Linked DNA regions of Homo sapiens: region 2 is linked to region 1. Evidence: chromatin contacts called from ENCODE Hi-C or POLR2A ChIA-PET data. All regions are on one chromosome and are shown on one strand. Each heading gives the region's core, a stretch centred on a gene start or an enhancer-like site at or near the end of the contact. The rest is flanking DNA. Distances are from core to core; before and after follow the strand shown.

Region 1 (2,820 bases), core at 119-2,618:
ATCCCGCGGAGGCAAGCAGAAAGGAACAGGCGTGAAAAATGAAATCAGTTGTTTCTCCCCGGCCTCCTCTCGACACTGCGCACTCCGCTGCCCTGCCCCCGCCCATCGCCCTTTAGCGGCCCCTTTTAACGGCGTCGTTTGCCCAGCACAGCCCCGCACTGCGCCATCAAATGAGTCAAGCGGAAGGACCGGTACCCCTCCGGGAAAACCAGGCACTAACACACGGTGCACCCAACTGAATTTAAACTCGGGAACAGTGTAGGCAGTGTCAACAAAGCGCGGTGCTGGGTCCCGAGCGTCCAAAGGTCCCTGCCAGCTCCCAGACGCGGCCAAATCCACAGGATTCCAAAAGGTGACTTGGCCGGCACCGCAGAGCGGCAGGCGGCGCAGAGGGCAGAGTCCGACCGGTCCCCGCCCCGCGCTCGCTCCGCACGGCCACCGGCTCCTCCGCGGACGCTACCCCGGCGGGAGCCGAGCTGAGTCCGACTCCCCGTCTCCCGAAGAGGCCCGAAAGCCGCGTCACGTGCGGGGCCGAAACTTCGCGGCCGGGGCCGGGTGGCTGGCGGGTGGGAGGCAGGCACGGCGGTCGGGGGGCAGCCCGCGCGCCCGGTGACTCACCGGCCGCCTCCGAGTGCGGCTGCAAGCGAAGGGGCCGGCGCGCCAGGCGGGGTCCGTGCCCTTGGGGCCACCCCCGCGCCTGTTATTAATAACCCAGCGCCTGGAGGCGAAAGCCCCGGTGGGCGCAGCCGCAAAGCCCGCACGCGGAATAAATAACAATGTCATTAAATCGCGCCCGAGCGCCAGTTCGGCCAGAAAGCGGCGGGAGGGCGCCACCGGGAGCTGACTTTGTCTGGAGCCTGCACCCCGCCTCCCGCGCGTCCCCACAGCGTCCCCCGCGCCCCTGAGGGGGCTCAGCGCCGCCGCAGCCCTGGCCTTACCCGCCAGCTCGTCAGGCTCCAGCCCGCTGTCCGCGTCGATCCCGCACAGCACGAAGTAGTGCGCGAAGCGGCAGGCGGCCGGGGAGGAGCCCGAGCCCGGGCCGGGCGCCGCGCAGCTCCCGCTCATCCCGGCCGCGCTGCTCCAGGGGCCGCCGCCGCCGCCGCCCGGGAAGGCTTTCTGCGGAGGCTGCCACCACCGCTCCGGCTGTGGTCTGTGCGCCCGCCCTAGGGCGACACTGGCGCGCCCATGGCCGCGCAGCCGCCTCTCGCCGCCGCAGCCTGCCTCCTCGCTCGGCGCGGGGGAAGCGGCCGCGGGCTCGCGCGCGGCGGGTCCGGAGCCCGGCCGGGTGGGGGAGGGGCGCGGGGGGAGTGTCGGCCTGAGAGGCCCTCGCAGCCGCAGCTGCGCTCGCGAGCTGAGAGCCGCCGCGTCTGGCGCCCGCGGGTCAGCTGAGCGGCGCTCGGGCTGTGGGAGCGCGGGGCGGGCGGGGGCGCCGGGGCTCGGCGCGTGCGACGGAGAGGGGTGGGGGGCGCGCTCGCGAGGGACGGAGGCGCGCGCTTCTACCGTGCGCGCGCGCCTAGCGGGTTCGGAGGCCAAGCCTGGCGTGGGGCCGCATTCGTGCCCACTGGCCCCGGCTGCGGCATCGAGGGCGACCCTGCACACACCCCTCCTCGCCCTGGCCAGCCGATAAGAGGGCTAGCCTCAGTGTGGGGGTCTGTCTTCTAAAGGGGTTGTCACCCATCCTTATTTCTTTTAATGCAGCTTTGGGGAAGGTGAACAGCCGCTCTGAGATCATTTCGCATAACGGTCTGAACCATCGTCTTTTAAACTGTGACCTGTGTGGGGGTGCCTGTCTCACTTTAAGGTCCTCCCTTCCCCCAGCCGTCACCCCATTTACAGGCCATCCTTAGTGACTTAGTGACAAGTCAACCGTGAGGGGGAAAAAACACAACTCAATACCCACAAAGCGTTGAGACTTCTAGAAGGAGTGCAGTCACCAACCCCCGCCTTCTGTCATTTATCCTGACATTTTCCAGGTCAGTGTAAATAGCCAAGGCGCTCCAGTTCCGCAGCCCTGTACCCATCCGATGTTATCGGCTCTCCCCGCAAGTAACAATCGGAGGCTAAAGCAACAGGAATTAGACCATGAACTCTGCTCCTCCCAAAGGCACGGCTTTCTTGCCCTGCTCAGCTGTCTTTTGCCTTCTCGGAAGGAACTCGACAACCAGTTCTTTTTCCTTTGAAAGAAAACTGGCTGGGCTCAGTGGCTCACACCTGTAATTTACTCAACACTTTGGGAAGCCCAGGTAGGAAGATCACATGAGACCAGGAGTTCAAGACCAGCCTGGGCAATAGAGGGAGACTCTGTCTCCATCTAAGTAAAAAAATAACATTTATTTATTTAAAAAATAATTTTTTAAGAGACAGGGTCTCACTGTATTGACCAGGCTGCTCTCAAACTCCTGGGTTCAAGTGATCCTCCCGCCTTGGCCCCCAAATGTGCTAGGATTACAGGCATAATAAGCCACTGTGCCCGGCCATGTAAGTAAAAATAAAACTTAAAAGATAGAAAACTGAATGCAATTCATCTCCACATGGCAACCCCTTCCACACCACTCCCTGCTTTCTTCTTTGGGGATTTGGGGCATCTACCACTAGACATACAAGCAAACCTTCCAGAGAGGTTGCCTGAGAGAACCTCGATTATTTGACTGAATAATGTTCTTCCTAGAAGATACATGTGCGTGCATACCATCATTTAATGTAGCTTGTATCTTCACTTTCTTTCTTCAATTTTGAAATGAAAGAGGCTGGCCATGGTGGCTCAGGCCTGTAATCCCAGCACTTTGAGAGGCCAAGGCAGGAGGAGCATTTGAGTCCAGG
Region 2 (2,820 bases), core at 128-2,627, 310 kb after region 1:
TGAAAGCTAAAAAGCAAAGAGATGATTGCAGACTAACTCAGAAGAACTGAGAAAGCTGAATTATGTGGCAACAGTAGAGAAAAATTGAAAACAGAAATGATTATATTGTAGAATCACAAACAGACCCAGATCTTCTACCTGCTCTCATGCTGCTGGATGACTGTTTCTCCCTAGTTTCAGCAGAAGTTGGAGTCTGTGGACTGGGAAACATCAAGTACAGCTGAGAGCTTTGATACCAAACAAAAATGGAGGTTTACACAATCACATGCTTGCTGATTGCTAAGCCCCTGCCTCCTGCCTCACAGCCTTCATCAATCATTTAGTGCCCAAACCATGTCAGCCAGATCTTTACCCTCTAGGAAGGGGATTGTCACACCTTTCTCTCAGGAATCAAAGCAGCCCAAGAGGAAAGAAGAGAAACTGATAAGATTACCCAACAAATAAATGGCCCTACAGTAAACTCAGAAATACAAGAGCTCTCCATATACTGCAAACTTCCAATCAGCTGTAGTCCTTCATTCCTCATCGTAAGAAACCAAAAATTACCAGAACTCTAAAGTAAGCCTCTATCATGCAAGACAAAAAGCACACAAGCAGGGAAAGCACCTTGGAGAAACAGAATACTATGTGGATGAAAGAAAACTAACTCATGTTCAGTCAAAGCTTCTCATAAAAGACCAGGTGCCGGTTGGGCGCGGTGGCTCCCTCACTCACTTTGGGAGGCCGAGGGAGGTGTATCACAAGGTCAAGAGATCGAGACCATCCTGGCTAACATGGTAAAACCCCATCTCTACTGAAAATACAAAAATTAGCTGGGCATGGTGGCGGTCGCCTGTAGTCCCAGCTACTCAGGAGGCTGAGGCAGGAGAATCACTTGAACTCAGGGGGTGCAGGTTACAGTGAGCCGAGAGCGCCACTGCATTCCAGCCTGGGTGACAGAGCGAGACTCCATCTCAAAAAAATAAATAAATAAAAGACCAGGCCCGGTGGCTTACACCTGTAATCCTAGCACTTTAGGAGGCTGAGGCGGGCGGATCACTTGAGGTCAGGAGTTTGAGATCAGCCTGGCCAACATGGTGAAACCCCGTCGGAGTGAGACTCTGTCTCAAAAAAAAAGAAAGTTTCTCATAAAAGAGCAGCAAAGAAATCTGTTATGGTTAAAACATAGAACAAACAAATAACAAATAACAATAACTAAGGAAGCTTAGTTTATTAGAAATGTGCCAGGCAAGGGAGATAGTGAGCAAATGGAGTCAGTCAAATGGACGCCGAGTAGCTTTAACATTTGAGTTTTATACAGTTTCACTGAGGAGGCGTTAGCCAAAGGATGCTTTTAGGGCGGGGATAACAAGAGTTGGGGGAGGGGCAGGAAGGAAGGGTAGAGTTAGGGCAGGAAAGAATTGGTCAAAAGTTGCAAAGTTGAGTCACTGACTGTGTCGATAGGCTAGGCAAGGCTGTCTGTGAAAAAGTCTGTGGTTTTGTTTCCTGAACACCTGGGTCCAAGCTGAGCTGTTGCTGACATAGTTTATCTGTCTTGCAAATTGTGGTCTCTGTACTGTTTTTCAAGTTGTGGTTTCTGTAGTTTTCCATTTCTCAGTCTTGAGAAAGATAAGATAAGAAAAGATACTGCATTCTGAAAACAAGAACAAGATGTTATTTTGTAAAAAGAGGAACATTCAGAGAACAAGAAGAAATTTTAGACGTTAAAGACATGATAAGAAATGAACATTTTAATGAAGAATTGAAAGATAAAATTGAGGAAATTACACAGAAAGCGTGGCAAAAAGACAAGGAGATAGGAAATGAGAGAAAAAAGGTAAGAAAATTTATGAAATCTATGAAGTTCAGCAGCCAAATAATAGAATTTCCAGGAAGAGTAAAACAGAGGGGAAGAAATCAACAATGAAATAGTTCAGGCTGGGCGTGGTGGCTCACACCTGAAATCCTAGCACTTTGGGAGGCTGAGGCGGGCGGATTGCCTGAGCTCAGGAGTTCAAGACCAGCCTGGGCAACACAGTGAAACCATGTCTCTACTAAAATACAAAAAATTAGCTGGGTGTGGTGGCATGCACCTGTAGTCGCAGCTACTTGGGAGGCTGAGGCAGAAGAATCGCTTGAACCCAGGAGGCGGAGGTTGCAGTGAGCTGAGACTGGGCCGCTGCACTCCAGCCTGGGCAACAGGGCGAGACTCCATCTCCAAAAAAAAAAAAAAAAGAAATAGTTGAAGAAACACACTCAGAATAGAAGAACCAAATTGAAAGTGTCCATCATAATAGATGAAAATTGTCCTGCACTAAAGCATATGATTGTGAAATGTAAAATATCTAGGACAAACAGGAGATTCTCAGGCTTCCAGAAGGGGTAGAAGGGTGGCACAAAAGGGTGGTGGGGGAGTCGGAATTGGATTGGGTTTCTCAGCAGCAACACAGGAATAAGAAAAGAAACAAACTAAAAGAGGAAGGTGTGGCTTTCTTTTCCTCCGGGACACAGAAGGTCGTCCTTCCTACCTACTGGCTGCCCTCGGGGGCAACCCCTTGCCCAGCACCAAGGACGTCAAGAAGATCCTGTACAATATAAGCAATAAGGCCAATGGCAACCAGTGCAGCAAGATCATCAGTGAGCTGAATGGAAAAAACATTAAAGGTGTCATTGCCCAGGGTATTGGCAAGTTGCCATTGTGCTCTCCCACAAGGCTGTGGCCGCCTCTGCTGCCCCGGCTCTGTAGCTCCTGCTGCTGGCCCTGCCCCTACTACAAAGAAGAAGAAACATGAGAAGAAGGAGTCCCAAGAGTCACATGGTGACATATGATTTGACTTCCTG

Evidence for each region. Hi-C counts contacts between places; a loop is a spot of excess contacts on that map. ChIA-PET counts read pairs that join two places held with the same protein, here RNA polymerase II (POLR2A). Pooled maps may share reads with other maps.
Region 2: a loop to region 1 is called in a pooled map, with 5 times the contacts of the local background. The contact joins the enhancer-like site here to the promoter of DENND5B in region 1. A Hi-C loop is called at or near these places in 5 of 37 single-sample maps with no recorded cell type and 5 of 50 pooled maps. POLR2A ChIA-PET finds 5 or more read pairs at or near these places in 1 of 52 experiments (activated B cell).

The regions. Positions count from the first base shown.
Region 1 is chr12:31,589,768-31,592,587 of GRCh38, forward strand. It overlaps DENND5B (DENN domain containing 5B), which reads right to left and starts at 1,369. Exons shown (of 21, transcript NM_144973.4): 1 at 939-1,369. The coding sequence starts at 1,065. It overlaps DENND5B-AS1 (DENND5B antisense RNA 1), which reads left to right and starts at 156. Exons shown (of 3, transcript NR_046909.1): 1 at 156-352. RefSeq lists silencers at 400-739, 890-1,159, 1,230-1,519 and an enhancer at 1,950-2,179.
Region 2 is chr12:31,895,319-31,898,138 of GRCh38, forward strand. It overlaps the pseudogene RPLP2P4. Among named protein-coding and RNA genes, the nearest start is that of LINC02422, 9.5 kb to the left of the region's middle. RefSeq lists a silencer at 664-763. Within about 2 kb of position 1,378, at least 18 of the 41 ENCODE cell types and tissues checked have a DNase peak (open chromatin) inside an H3K27ac peak, as active enhancers do.